Regions from separate parts of the Mus musculus genome. Here region 1 is linked to region 2. A link is a loop called in an ENCODE intact Hi-C map of the cell type or tissue named here. Cell type or tissue: left cerebral cortex. All regions are shown on one strand.

Evidence for each region. Peaks named below come from ENCODE experiments on the same cell type or tissue, not always from the same donor. Only the 100,000 strongest peaks of a DNase experiment are listed, where the experiment ranks them.
Region 1: it touches region 2 in a loop (7-fold over the local background); 4 of 42 quality-filtered maps call a loop at or near these places.

The regions. Positions count from the first base shown.
Region 1 is chr5:69,612,666-69,620,665 of GRCm38, forward strand. No RefSeq gene overlaps it. Among named protein-coding and RNA genes, the nearest start is that of Gnpda2, 24 kb to the left of the region's middle. In left cerebral cortex, a CTCF peak has its summit at 736 (motif pointing right); a DNase peak (open chromatin) is centred at 750.
Region 2 is chr5:71,089,344-71,097,343 of GRCm38, forward strand. It overlaps Gabra2 (gamma-aminobutyric acid (GABA) A receptor, subunit alpha 2), which reads right to left and starts at 6,506. Exons shown (of 10, transcript NM_008066.4): 1 at 6,232-6,506; 2 at 5,189-5,275; 3 at 2,629-2,744. The coding sequence starts at 5,259. In left cerebral cortex, CTCF peaks have their summits at 3,288, 4,672 (motif pointing left), 6,750 and 6,978; DNase peaks (open chromatin) are centred at 2,773, 3,334, 3,910, 4,699 and 6 more places; H3K4me3 peaks cover 4,948 bases; H3K27ac peaks cover 3,663 bases.

The sequences.
Region 1 (8,000 bases), 1.5 Mb before region 2:
TTATAGGTTTATACATGCAAAAGGTATAGCTATTTTCTAAAATCAATAAGAATTGAAAACCTGAAGTTTTCTTGCTTATGTATTAGAGTGTACTGAATAGTATTATAGGTTCTCCCCACTTTCTCTATAACCTCCTAAAGTGGAAACATTTATTTTATGTGCATTAGTATTTTGCCTGCCTGCATGTCTGTGTGAGGGTGTTGTACCCCCTAGACCTGGAGTTACAGGCCGTTGTGAGCTACCTTGTGAGTGCTGGGAATTAAACCCCATTCCTCTGGGAGAGCAGTCAGCAGTCTTAACCACTGAACCATCTCTCCAGTCCCTGGAAGCACTTGTTTAGAAAACAAATGATCACTGCTCTGGTCTCTCTTAAAATTCACAGGTTAATCTGAAAATATACATAAATATAATTAAATTCTGAATATTAAGTATTCTCAATTTATGCTCATAAGCTATATCATCTTTGACATATTTTACAAAGAGTGGAATGATAAACATCACTACTTAAAATTAAACAGTAATATTGAATTGAAACTGAGATGGTGTTTCTACATCTTATTTTTATAAATGATCCATTTTAGAAAAACAAATCAGAGAAAATATTAGACGGTCATTATGTTTACTTTCCTTTATATTAATAAAGTGTTTGTGTATCAGTGATATTTTTCTGTTAGCCAAAGCTTTGTCTTGACACCATTTCAATCTTTGCAGTTTGAGGGATTCCAACAAGTGTCTCCACTAGAGGTCACTAGTGATCTATATTTAACTCGATGGCTGTTTAAAAATGATGTAATTGGATAATTTGTAATGTATGCTTTCTGGGTTAAAGAAATATTGCTCCCGTAAAATTCTAAATTTAGAAAAGAGGTGCCTAGAGAATGATATATCATCCTTGGAAATTAAGTGACTCTACAAAGGTAAGGAAGTGGTGACTGTGTATGTGGAGGGTTAGTGAGTTTTAATAATTTGGGGATGGATACCCTTCAAGGCAAAAAAGGAATGAGACCACCTTCATTGAGCTGGATGGAATGTGTCTGAGGACTCAGCTAAGGAAGGACACTTGGGTTGCACTTTGTTTCCGTTGCTCCCTGGCTAGAGGACAGATCCAGCCCCTACAGTCAAGATTATTTTTACTTTGTTAAATGAATATGGCCTGCTCCATGATTCTGTTAGCCTCTTCTTGGATTCTCTTTCTACGAGTGTCCATCAGATTCTGAAGTTCTGTTGGATGAGAACGTAGCCACCTTTATCCTTTGATCTCTCAGATAGACTTGAATCACGAAATCCACAACAAAAGAATACTTGTATGATTGTTCTTGAGATGTACGAGAAGGAAAAGAGTTAACTGTTGCCAGTAAGAATTCTTTACTGGGTGACATCAGGCAAAGTTAGGAATCATACCTTTAAGTCCTTGCAACATTTTAGATCAAATGTACCTGTTTTTAAATCAGTTGCTTTGTGAATTATGTCAATGGTCCCTCATTTACTATTTAGCACTGATCAATCTATAAGGATTCCTACCTAGCAACTTTATTATCTGTTCATCAGTTGGTGGACATGTAGGCTGTTTCCAAATCTGACTATTATAAATAGAGCAACAATGAACATGGATGCACCATTCTCTCTGTAGTAGAACACTAAATCCTTTGTGTACATGCCTAAGAATAGTATATGAGATGTAGGTTTATTAATATTCAGCTTCCTGGGGAATCAGCATTTTGATTTAGATGATGTCTCTGCAAGTTCATACTTCCACAAGCAATGAACAAGCAATTTTGTTTACCCACTGTAAATGTAACTTTTATTCACCAGATGTAACTGTTGTTCCAAAGGTTTGCAGCTGAATAGCTTGCCCCCTTCTAGTTCTTTCTGAACTCTAGCTGGCTGGTTCAACTCACCTATTCTGGCTCAAACTCTTCCCCAAACTGACTGATTCAAACTAGCTTCTCTTGGCTTCTCACTGAATTGCTCTGCTTGACTTCAAACAAACTCTGGCTATTTCTTCTTCTTCTTCTTCTTCTTCTTCTTCTTCTTCTTCTTCTTCTTCTTCTTCTTCTTCTTCTTCTTCTTCTTCTTCTTCTTCTTCCTCTTCCTCTTCCTCTTCCTCTTCCTCTTCCTCTTCCTCTTCTTCTTCTTCTTCTCCTTCTTCTTCTTCTTTTTGTTAATATTTTTTATTAGGTATTTTCCTCATTTATATTTCCAATGCTATTCCAAAGATCCCCCATACCCTCCCCCACCACTCCCCTACCCACCCACTCCCACTTTTTGGCCCTGGCATTCCCCTGTACTGGGGCATATAAAGTTTGCAAATCCAATGGGCCTCTCTTTCCAGTGATGGCCGACTAGGCCATCTTTTGATACATATGCAGCTAGAGACAAGAGCTCCAGGGTTCTGGTTAGTTCATAGTTCATATTGTTGTTCCACCTATAGGGTTGCAGATCCCTTTAGCTCCTTGGGTGCTTTCTCTAGCTCCTCCATTGGGGGCCCTGTGATCCATCCAATAGCTGACTGTGAGCATCAACTTCTGTGTTTGCTAGGCCCTGGCATAGTCTCACAAGAGACAGCTATATCTGGGTCCTTTCAGCAAAATCTTGCAAGTGTATGCAATGGTGTCAGCGTTTGGAGGCTGATTATGGGATACAAAAAATGTGGTACATATACACAATGGAGTACTAACTACTCAGCTATTAAAAAGAATGAATTTATGAAATTCCTAGGCAAATGGTTGGACCTGGATGGCATCATCCTGAGTGAGGTAACCCAATCACAAAAGAACTCAAATGATATGTACTCACTGATAAGTGAATATTAACCCAGAAACTTAGAATACCCAAGATATAAGATACAATTTATGAAACTCAAGAAGAATGAAGACCAAAGTGTGGACACTTTGCCCCTTCTTAGAATTGGGAACAAAACACCCATGGAAGGAGTTACAGAGACAAAGTTTGGAGCAGAGACAAAAGGATGGGCCATCTAGAGACTGCCATATCCAGGGATCTATCCCATAATCAGCCTCCAAATGCTGGCCATTTCTTCTAACCTTCTGGCTCCTTCTTATTCTCTAGCTCCTTCTGTCTTCAGCTGTGTCTCTGTTAAATTGTCCCTGTAAAACTGCCTCCTCTCTTCTTTCTTCTCTATCTCTATTTCTGTCTCTGTCTCTGTCTTCCTCCTCCTCCTCCTGCTGCTTCTTCTTCTTCTTCTTCTTCTTCTTCTTCTTCTTCTTCTTCTTCTTCTTCTTCTTCTTCTTCTCTCTCTCTCTCTCTTTCTCTCTCTCTCTCTCTCTCTCTCTCTCTCTCTCTCTCTCTCTGTCTCTTTCCTGCTCTCTTAAGTTGCTTTACTTTTCTGTCTGTTTTCATGAGACATCGGCCTATCTTATTTCTGACTCATTCTGTCAAAACTTTCTCTGATTTGTCACATTGTCTACTCCTCAATTAGATGTCACTTTCAAACATAGATGGCTATTTCTATGAACTAACTTTACCTTGTTTGGTAAAGGGTCTGTCTGTATTCTAGCCAGAGTGATGAAAATTATGTACTCAGTGTTTGTATTCCAGCTGGAGCACACAGACCTAAGCCTTTGGATATGATCACTTGCCAGAGTAGCCATGCTTCTAGATTAAAGTTCCTCTATAGTCCACATTCTTGCCAGTATGTTTTGTCATTTGTTTTATTGAAATTGCCACTCTGACTTTGGTAATTTGAAATCCCAAAGTAATTTTTATTTTTACTTCCCAGATGAGTAAGAAGTTGAACATTTTAAAAACTTTTTCTCAGCCATTTGTGTTTTATCTTTATGGACTCTATGTACCTAATTTTTAATTAAGTTGTTTGTTTTCTTGATATTTAGTAGTATTTTAAATTCTTTATATATTCTATATACTAACCCTATATCAGATGTGTAATTGGTAAAGATCCTTTTCAATTTATTAGGGAGCAGCTTTGTCCAAATGACAATGTCCTTTGCCATTTAAGCGTTTGAGTTTCATGAAATTCCAGTTTTTAACTGTTTATCTTAAGGCCTATGCTTCCCTGTGCCTATAAATTCAAGCCTATTCCTCTACTTTCTCTTCTATTAGATTCAGAGTATCTGGTCTTATGCTGAGTTCTTTGATGCATTCAGAATTGAGGATTGTGCCAATAGATAGACAAGGGCCTGTTTTAATTATTCTACACACTCCTAACTAGTTTGACCAGAAATATTGCTTGAATATGATGTCTTTTCTCCAGTACATAATTTTGACTTCTTTGTCAAAACAAACAAACAACAACAACAACAAAACCCAACCAACCAAACAAAAAACCTGTTGTGTTTAGATGGTGGAATTATGTCAGCATTTTCAATTTGATTCTATTGATCAATATATCTGTTTTAGTGTCAGCAACATGCTGTTTATTATGAAAGCTCTGTAATACTACTTGAAATATGGGATGGCAATAACTCCAGCAGTTATTTCATTATTCAGGATTGTTTTAGATATTCTGTTTTCTTTTCAATTCTGTAGTCTGCTCTTTGAAATAAGTCATCTTTGGACTAAATAAGAATCATTCTTAGATGACTTCTTTTACTTTTACATGTTCAGTATTATTTTGGCACCTTGCAATAAAAGTTATTTAGATGAATCTGATATTAACTCTCATATCTATCATTTTAAAATTAAGTTGTATTATGCAAGGAATAAAACTAAAGCAGAAACTCATAGTTGTAATAATTTAAAACTTTAAATTCAATGTCCAACACTCCCAGACAACTAGAAATTAAGAAGACTGTCTCTTTAAAAATAGGCAAGCCCCAAAACTCCATAAAATTTCTCTCACATTCATGAATAAATCAAACTATGCATGCATAGGCGAATGTCTAATGAGCACATAGGAGCAAATCAGTTTGCACTCTAAAGTGCTAAGCTGCGAAGATTTCCTGCACACCATAATGTTGTCAGAATTGACATTTAAATCTTTCTAATGGGGATACTTAATTGAAAGCTCAGAAGGACTATGACATGGAAATAATGGTAGTATCCTCAGGACTAAACGTTCATCCTAAGATGAAGGCCAAAGTAAGTCCCTGTCTAGAAAATTATAGAATGAAAACCACACAAGTTCAAGACAATTTAACCATTCTTTCCTAGAAGGAGATGCACAGGTCTTGGAAGGTTACTGAAACTTGTTAATGTCAGGAAGCTTGGAAGGTACAAGACTCTTAAGGCTCCTCCTCAAGGTCTTGAAAGATGCAGTGAGTGTACAGCGGCTGAGATGAGTCAGACTGAGAACAGCTTCAGAGATGTACAGAGAACTAGCGGATGCAGACTTCATTGTTTACCACCAATGTTGGAGTGGGCTCTTGCTGAGGCAGTTACCTTTGAGTGACCCATACTTCTGAAAGGAAACTTCCAACAACAGTGTAGAAAACGGCTCAAGTAAATTCACCGGTTCACTAAGCTAGACCTGGGTAGAGGTGTTGGTTAAGTTTCTAACCAGTGTGCTGTCTGGAATGAATGGGCATTTGCTTAAATCCCCCCAGGAAAACACTAACCTGCAAAAGGATGCTATGGCCCATAATTGTACATGATTGACAGTGTGTGAATGTTAACAAAGTACTATCGTTGTGAAATGAATAAAGGAAAACTGGACTCACAGATAAAAGCAAAAGTAGGTAACAGGAAAAAACATGCTTAAGACGACTCGAATGTTAGTATCAAAGACTGAATTTTAAATTGGTGTGTGTGTACGTGTGTGTGTGTGTGTCTATTGTGAAGGATTTAAATTAAATGATGGTGAACATATGAAGAATCTAGGAAAAAACCTATTTTGCTGGGTAGATTTTCATCAATTTGACACAAGCTAGAGCCATTTGGAAATACCATGTTTCCCCAGATCCTTGTGAACAATCCCATCAATTTACATGAAGTTGATTCAAAACCTCAATCAATAGACACATTTTCACATTTTAACCTTACGATTATTAGAGCTCAGTCAACTGCAGGTAAAACTGAGGAACCTAAAATCATAAAGGATGTATGGATTATATATGTGGGTTGTGAAGACTATGACATACATAGATATAAAACCCTTAAATTATAGGTTTGTAGTAGCAAAACAAGCAAAAGGAGGTTGACAGAGTCCTGTATTGGCAAAGCTATAATTTTTCATAAGGTACAAACACTACCTATAAGAAGGATGTCATCAGAATTAACCTTTGCAATTATTCGTCTAAAGCAAATCTGAATAATTACATGCTTAGTGTTAATTATGCTATTTAAGGAAAATAGACCTAATATTCCAATTTAAAAGTGGAGATTGTGCTGCTGGTTTAAAAATAAATAAAAAAGCCAAGTTTCAATGATGTGTTGTTTATACATAATTTGCTTATTGTAAAAATGTGATGTCATGAGGTTAAAGTGTAAGGATAAGAAAATCTACATTATACAACTGATAAGAACTGATAGCTGATGTGAATATATTAAAACAATACAAAATGCATCTCAAGACAACTTCCTCTTAGAAATAGGACCGTGTTTTTGTGTATGATTTCCTGGAGATAAAAGGAAAGATTAACCAAGACGGCATTCAATCATATGCATATGATTAGGTCCATAAAACCATATGCACCTGATAATAGAGTGAGAGCTATATACATCATGAACAAGGACAGAAAATATCCCTACCAGACTGGACTGGGGCAAGCCTGTGGGAGCTGTCTTGACTGATGATTGTTGAGGGAATGCCTACTTCTGGTAGTGACATCTCTAGGAAAGTGGTTCTGGGTCCACCCCAGAATTGCTGATCAACCTATGAGGAGAAAGCCAATAAACGGTTCTTCTCCATGGCCTCGGTTTCAGGTCCTGCTCCCAGGTTTGCCTTGAATTCCTGATCTAATTTCTCATAGCCCGTTGCATCATATGATCAATCTCAAGCATTGGGGGGTGGGGGTAGGGGTTGGTGAATTTTTTTTCTCTTTCTTTTTTTAAATTTTAATTGGTTCTTTGTGCATTTCCCACCATGCACCTCAATCCACTCATCTTGCCCTCTCCTAGTACTCACCCCCAACAGAGGAAAAAAATGTAGTGTAGTATCATAGTGGATCCCACAGTATATCTTTTCTCTGCATTTCTTGCGTGTAAATATTTATTGCAGTGAATTGTCTGTCCCAGGGTCATTTCTATCTAGTGCTCTCAGTTCCAGGAGGCATTCTTCTAGTCTGTAGCTTGCTATTGTTACTATTTAACTGCACACAGGGGCCTATCATAAGATTATTTGAAGCAGTTTTGAATGAACATGATCCTTCCTGGACAATTGCTATTACTATAATTATCTTCTCGAATGTGGCAAAAAAGGATATACAGGAGGACATATCACCTAAATTCACAAGCCACCAGAGGTGGTTTTTGCTAGGAGACTCTCAATAAAATTATATACTTTTCACCTAATCCCTGCCTACTGCATGTTCTTGTGTGTGCATTCTGAGATGTGATTTCCTGCCCACTGCCCCTGCATTCCTCCTTCTGATTCTAGCCCCTGAGGGAATGATTTCTTGGCTATGCTACTGGGTCTCTGTACGCAGCCCTGAGCTAACCTGTAAGCTGAAAGCATGATACCAGTTGCACAGATGTCCTGTGACAAACATCCCAACATTCCTATCAAATGCTGGGATCCGCATCTTCCCAAAGCTTTTCCAGGTTTGCTTCCTAGTCATTCTTCTATCTGATTATGTTGCTACATCTCCTACCATTTATCTCCCTTTGAATTCAATGTTTCTGGCTCACCAAAGCAGTATTTATGACAAGAAATGGTGATTCTTGTCACGTCGTTCTCCACAATTAGTGGACTCCTACTGATGAGGGGACAAATGCTTTAAAATCTTAAGATTGAAAACGTTACATTTCCTGCTTTGTAGCTTTTTTGGTGTATTTTTAAAGAAAGAGACTATTCTTCCTGAACTTGAATTAATACTTTCTGATGGACTTGAAAGCACAGCCTTCACAGCGCTAAAGTGACCTTT
Region 2 (8,000 bases):
GATTGTCAAAAGAAAATAGTGAAGTCTGAGGTGCCAGATAGATGGCAAGTGACTTAACACAGAAAATATTCCCCGAGAAGCAGACTGCAGGAAACTTGGTTTTCTTTTGAATGTGTTTGTTTTATTTTGTTTAGTTTTTGATCCTATGACAGGGGAGGGGGAAGAAAACAACATTTGCTGAAATGTTATGTAGCCTATGGTATTATACAAGATTCCTAGTCAAGTCACATAGTACATACACTTTGTTGTTATTATATTTTATTCTGTTTAATAGAATATTTACATAGTTCAAAGGTGGAGGTTACACCATTATGATTCCAATGCTTATGATCCTTGAACAAATAAGTTTAGTTCATTTTAATTAAAAATAAAAAGAGATTGATACTTTCCCCTAGGTATCACTCGTTTTTGGCTACTGTATAAAACAATTTTTTTGCAACAGCAGTATTTCAGAAAGATAGCCTTCACAACACTATGACTGTGTTTTTGCATACACTTTTAATCAGAGGTAACAGGGCTTATCTGCTCTGGCGCCTTAGTAGGCAGGGCGTGGAGGAGAACATGGCTGAAGATATAGGTTGCCCCTCAACCTATATATGCTCCATCAAGTACCATCAATGGTATCTATCAAATTAGGACCATCGGAAGTGTGGGATCAAGAGAAAAGAGTGGGACATGTAAAGCAGAGTCAGGTAAGAGTCATTAGATCACGCAGTATTAATAGATGAACATGACAAAGGGATGGAGAAAAGAAAAGAGTAACCTAAGAAATGACACACTATATTCCATTAAACCAAGCGACAAGACAGTGGGGGTTCATATTTAAATGTGAGCAAATGGAATTTTTAATATAAGAAATAGTATTTAAATATTAGAGATCATAAAATATCTGAAAGAGAAAATACATAGTTTCCTCTACCCAGCCATGCAACCCAGAAGCAAAGATTGTTTTGGAACTGAAAAACAATGAAGTTCAAGGTCTAGCTGTTACATTTTACAACTTATTTTGCACCAGGCAATTTATTTAAAGATAAAAAGTTCTATGTTTGAGATAAACGAGCCGCCCTTGTGCAATCCGTATCATAAACCACCGTTACAGATTAGGACAATTTTGTGTTAGACTTGTTTCTTTCTCTACAAGAGAATACATGAGTGTGGTAATAGTTTATTGGCACATTTTCTATCATAATTTCCAAGCCATTTCTGTTTCAACTATTTAGAAATATCCAGTATTAAGGAAATACAGTGCTCCATTTTATGTTCTTCTTCTTCTTTTTTTTTTCTCCTAAAAAAAAAATCTCTTAGAAATAAAACCTGTCACTGTATCACTTGTGTCATTTTTGAAACATTGTTCTTCCCTGGATCCTCTTTTAAATTTGATGTGCTACTCAAGAATTAATGTGAAAAACAAAATGTAATTAAATGACATACTGTTTAACAGGTTGGGTCTCTTTGACTGTTTTCCTACCACTGTGAAGACATACTGTACAATTTCGGGAGATACTCAGAACCTAACAACTGTCTATTATCAAATTAATTACTAATATAAAATTCCACACATTGACTTAATATAAAGTTTGGACAAAGTCATGGGTACCCCAGGCTGGAACGCCCTGTGTAGCTAAGGAAGACTTTTAATGTCTGAACAATTTACCTCTATCTCCCAAATGCTGAAACCACAGGTGTGTATGTCACCAGGCCCAACTTAATAGAAACCCTGTGAGAAGCCTTACAAAGTTGTTAATGCTGGAACAACCAGAAACTGTACTCATCACTACCTGGCATGGAATGTTGAGCTAATTTTGTCTTACTTTTGAATCAATTAAGCATTGCAATAATTATGTGTACATGGGCATATTTATCATATATAGTTTTTAACTAACATTTTAAGTAACATATCTATATGTGTACAAATAGGCAAGCATTTAACATTGTTAAAACTCATAAGTAACAATATCTTGGCTTGGGATATTTTTATCAGTCCCATCCCTATGCTTACTTGTATCTAACTTTAGTGTCACTTAACAATCCTGAACACTAATTGGCATTTAACACACTAGCCTCCTCTAATTTCGATAACTTCTTAGATTTAAAAAACATTTTTTTTTACTTGAAAATTGTTGTTGAAGCCTGAAATTCAACTGTTTCAACTTTGTAAAGTAGGATTACAGCCACTACATATTTGCAACATCTTTATTTCTCTGATTATTGTGTAATCTATGCTGATCTGAAGATAGGCATTTGTAAAAGTGATAATTTAGTAGCATTTGATGCTACACAGGCACAGCAGATAAATAATACAAATATATATTCTCTGCATAGAAAACAGGATGTTTCCAATAATTTAACTATAAAACTGTTCACACACACACACACACACACACACACACACACACACACACATCCCTATATGAATATGGGCACTCTACACAATATATAGCTAAATAGGTTAGACATGTGCAAAGGGACGTTATAATGTTTATTTTGTTTTTCTTACTTTTCATTCTGTAGGACTTCAAAGACTTGACAATTTCTTCATGCATAGAGTGCATTAAGATGAGCACCTTACCTTTAACTTGTAAAGCCATTGTATTTTGAAGGTTTAAAATAAAGGAAAACTATTTTTACCTCCCAGTCCTGGTCTAAGCCGATTATCATAACCATCCAGAAGTCTGTCTAGAATTCTTGTAAAGATGGTGATGTTATTTTTAGCCTCATCTTCTTGGATGTTAGCCAGCACCAACCTAAACAGATAATTTTACACATTTGTATATATCATATATGTACATACAGTGTTTGGCTAAGCGCCAAAATGCTCTTTCTCCTTGATCTGAATTTAACTTAATTTAAGGCTCCTTCAGCCATTAGTGACATACATTTCTTTCTCTTTTTCACTCTATAAATAGCACTAAACTTGCTGGGAAGGTAAGTATTCTGTTTCAAAAAAGAAACAGTAAATATCAAAAGAATAATGGTAACACCTTTGAGACTTCTAGCATTTGTTATTCTGTATGAGCTATAATCTTAATGTCTCCTCTTTAGAACACACCATATTTGTTGATTCTCATATGTAGGCATTATCAACAAGATTGCTTTGCAATTAGATGAATGAAATAACTAGAGAAACTTCTGAAGTAATTCTTCAGTGTTGTGACTATTAATTGGAAAATAAACTGTTATCTTGGTGGCACAAAAATTCCCTGTCATTCTTATACATAGCATTCTTGTTCTCTTATGTCTTTCACAGTTTTAGATGAAAGTAATTTCCTCACTTGGGATATACCTCCACCCAATGGCCAAGCATAATATAGACATCAGGGGAACTCCACTGGCAGGTTGCCAAGCTCCAGTGTAGCCAGGAGATGGAGATGGGGTCTGAAGGCAAGAGCAACACACACCCTCACAGACTCTAAGAAGGCCAGGTCCTTTGAGTGGTCTCAGAGAAGTAATAAGGGGCTACATAAAGATAAAAGTGTCCAGTTAGCCTTTCTCTGGTGATAAATTTGTGGCAAGAAAAGGGGTCTTAAAACACCCCTAGCAAAGCTTTAGAGGCAGTGATTTTTCTTCATGATTTCTCCATCATAAAGCCAGAAACCTGATTTTGTGACAGCAATTTGGTCAAATAAACTGAATGTATAAAACAGAGTGTCCCCTCTCATTGCCATTTTTTCTCGGAATGATTCAGAGATTTAAATTACTGTCCCCAAAAAGGAATCATTTATATAATAGAATAAAATACTGCCATGAACATTATTGGGTCAAATATAGAACAGAAAATGAGTAGAGTGATATTTAGTTAAGCTGTCAGCACTGGGTCTTGGGTCTTATTCATTGATAAGTGAATGCCTAAGCCTTTAAAGTCAGGGAGTGTGTGTACTTCCATTCTAGTCAATATATATCATATAAAACATCAGCGACAGAGACCATTTACATTTAAATGAATGCAGAACCAGAAGCTAACAATACTTATAATACACCAAAATTGGCAATAAACTTCAAGCTGGAATTTTGAAGAACAGAGGGAGTGTTGAAGTGTGGACATGAAGATGGACATCTTCAAGTTATGTAAGAATATCAATTCATATACTCTACCTTCAAAAGTTTCTCATTCTAATTTTTAAAGCCAGTCCCTAAGATAGTCACAAGAGTCTAGCTGAAGTGTTTCACCTGAGGTGTTTGTTTCTCAGTTATAGTTCAGATTATCTTTCTAAAGTCAATATTTAGTCATAGATGGCATTTCCCAGTTAAGTGAAGTATTTCCAAACAGATTTCTTTTCTGTTCCAAAATATCTTAAACATTATTTTGTTAGAACTCATAAGGGGAATTATTAAAGAGTAATAGCTACAGAAGAATTATAACAAAATTTGTATTTTAATTTTTCTTGGGTTTAAAACCATTCCCTATACATGCATTCAATGAAATATACCCACTGCTGGTTTTATTTAAAAAATCAGAGAAAACGACAATTAATGATATTACTTAAAGCAATCAAACTAATTTCTGTGTAGATAATAGGCAAAAGAAAATTCACACATTTTAAGAAACCACTCTTTTGGTCATTAACCAACTGAAAAACAAATTATCTCTAAATTAATAAGATGAAAAGTTGGCTCATAAATCAGCTTTTGTTTCGATGTTTGTGATTGTCTAGTTGTGTGCTGCCTCCACCTACAGGTCTCAGACTCACATACCAGTTAGGTTTCCTACTCTGTCTATAGAAGCCCCAGTGGCTCAATACAAAATGCAAAGAAAGAAACAGAAAGAAAAGAAAAAGCCTAAGTTGCCACTTAAATCATTTAGCTGATTTTTTTTTTTCTGTGTGTTCCAAGGACGGCTTAGCTTCCTTACCAGAATTTAGTATAACTATGAACACCTTAACGACAGGCATTCTTTAAACTAATATATCCCTGATAGGGTAGTCGCTTCTTCAATTAAATGCCTCAAATAGAAAAAAAAAATCCCATTCATTTTTGTTGTGTGTGTGTGTGTGTTTGGCTGCTTAAAAAAAAATCAGCAAACTTTTTAGAGTTTCAGACACTTAGTACGACAATTTCCTGTACAATCCATTTCCACTAAAATAATTGATAATTCCTCAAAATACCTAGTCTTTTAAAGAGTGTGGATACAGTTGTGTCACTTAAAAATCATCCTAGACCTGGAATGAAGAAATCAAAAACAATGCTTCACCTGACTGGGTCCCACACCAGAAGAACAAGCAGCAGAGACCATACATTGCATGTGCTCAATTTTGTCTTCATCTTCTTGTTGCCAAAGCTATGGAAGAAAAAACAAAATTAAATTAAATTTGTTCTCATCCTACCAAGCCAATAACCCAAAAGAATTTCATTTCAATTAGGAGGGGATGTTACTCCTGTCTACTAGGTATAGGACTGGATGACAGGCAATGGGAAAGGATTTTTTTAATGGAAAGATTACACCACTAATACATTTTCCTCTGCCTATAACTTCCCCAGTCCCATCCTCTGAAAAAAAAAAAATCGTTATGCACGCATAAAATGACAACCCGGGACTCTAAACTGACACAGTAGCTGATGAAGAAATAGGTTGGAGGAGTGTGTGCGAAAGAGGTGGGGAGATGGATACTCCACGCCTCACCCTCTCAAGGAAGATCACCTCCGCAACGACAGCAGGAAAAAGCTGGCAGCAAGCAGGCTACTTTTTCATTTCTATCTTTTCCTTACAGTTAATTGTGGTACTCACGTCTTCACTTTACTCAACAACAACCACCATCACACCCTCAAAAAAAAAAAAAAATAGAAAATCAAATCCAAATCATTCGCCCTGCCCTTTCACATTTGCCCACGTCCATGTTCAAGAGGCAGCAGGGTGGAAATCAAGTGCTGCGAACTATGCATTTGACAGCTGCTCTGAGCCAAGACTACCAAAGGAGCGTGAGGCTCCGGATCAGACGCCGCTGAGCAGGCAGGCAGCGCTGCCAGTGTGTGCAAAGTTGGAGACTGTAAAAGAGCCGGGCCAGCGTGCAGCCGCCGGACTGGCTCTTGGATTTTTATTGTAGTTGCGAATATACGTTTCTGGGGAGGGACATTGGAATTCGATCTTGGAGGATGGAGAGACTAGGAGAACCTGAGCCTCCGTGTCGAAGGAGCATGAAGAGTGGAGTGGGTTGGTGGGGTGGGGGTGGCATGCTGGCGAAGCAGAGGGGAATGAGCAAAGGTTACCCCCGCTGCCACCAACGTCTGCGACCCTACCTGAACAGCTAGTAGAAGTAGTAGATGTTTTCCTCCAGTGGCTTTGAATCTGTTTCCACAGAAACTTGAGAGAGAGAGAGAGAGAGAGAGAGAGAGAGAGAGAGAGAGAGAGAGAGAGAGAGAGAGAGAGAGAGAGAGAGACTGCAGCAGCCTAAAGACCAGGCAGCAAACGAATGGATGGGCCGGTGGAAGCTGTAGCAGAGAGCTTGAGGAGTCGTGGCCGCGCGAGGAGTAGGCGGCGAAGGCGTCCGTAGTGGCGGTGATGGGCGGAGGAGGAGGAGGAGGAAGAGGAGGAGGGAGTAGCGATCGCAGGAGCCGGGGTGGGGGCGCGGAGGCGCGATGCGCGCAGGCAGGCAGCAGCGGGCACGAGCCCCGCGCCTGGAGGAGGAGGAGCTAGCCCAAGGAAGAGGATTAAGAAGGTTCCAGGGAATAGGGGACCCCTTATCCCCCACCCCAATCCTGGCCAAGCCACCGCCGCCCTCTGGGCACCTGGGGCAGCACAGCCGGGGTAGCGCGGGGCACCACAGTGCGCCTGGGAGCGCCGCTGCCCGCGCCCACACCGCGCTGGAGGAGTGGAGCCCACACCCTGCCTGGAGCTGGAGGCAGTGAGCTTCCTGGTGTAAGGGTTAGGGGGCGGCTGCTGGTGAGTGTGGGTGCTGAACTGTGAATGGTGTGTGTTTGTGAGGCCCTAGGTCCCACGGGCGGCTCCCTGCCGCTCGTCCCCCGACATCATCCCTAGTGGAGCGACGTGGTTGCCTGGAAGAGGTAACGATGTATGGCTCCCACTGGAGGGCGAAGGGGCTAATCACGCCTTTACTTAGTCATCAGCGCATCCACGCAGGACCATGTTAAACGCACGTTACGTGGAATTACACAGCAGGAAGTTTCTTTGATTTCCTTAGCCCTCTGGATGTACCTCTCTTTGCTCAGCGCTCCCATAATTAGGACCAGTTTCCCCTCAAGCTAGGAGGTCTGGAGACTTGCCCAAAGCGGATCAGTGAGGGCCCTATGCTGACCTTACCCTTCAGGAAAACCCCCTGCTTTCTTTCAGCAATGCTTTACCCTAATCTCTTTGTCCAGGCATTCTCCTTACCTGGTGCTCAAGATTCAGTCTAAGAGCTATAAAAAGTTTATGTTAGCCCTGAGCTAAGGAACCTGCTGCCTTCTTTCCATTGCAGACAGGAACGAGATGGAGCAGTTTGAGGTTTTCCCCCCTTTAGGGCTTTTTCTTGGCAGGGACTTGTAATTCCAAACCTATCATACACTTTGAGAATTCTGTGTTTGATCTGTCTGATGTTTCCTTCCGCTTTATCTGGGGCGATAAAATCGAACCGTGCAACATGAACAGAAAAAGAAAAAGGAAACCAATGAAAAAGAAAAGAAAGATGCATTCCTTTTTGTACTGTGCAGGAAACTGAATCTTAGGAACATTCTACTCAGGCAAACCAGAGCCGCTCTTTATCTTTTTTTCTCAGAAGTTTTCATAAATGTGAGACACTATAAAAGGAGAAAAGGGAGAGTGTCCTAAGCTTGTACGACTCTGTTATTTTACATTCAGAGTCAATATGTACCATTTGGTAGTTGAGCACACACACACACACACACACACACACACACACACACACACACACACAAGATTTTTTTTTTACTAGATGATGCAGTTTTCCTAACGGGCAGTGCTAATCTACAGTAAATTTTAGCTTTCCTTTGAAGATTATGGGAAGAGAGGAAGACACTTACAATAGAAATATTTCAGGCTGTTCCTTTTA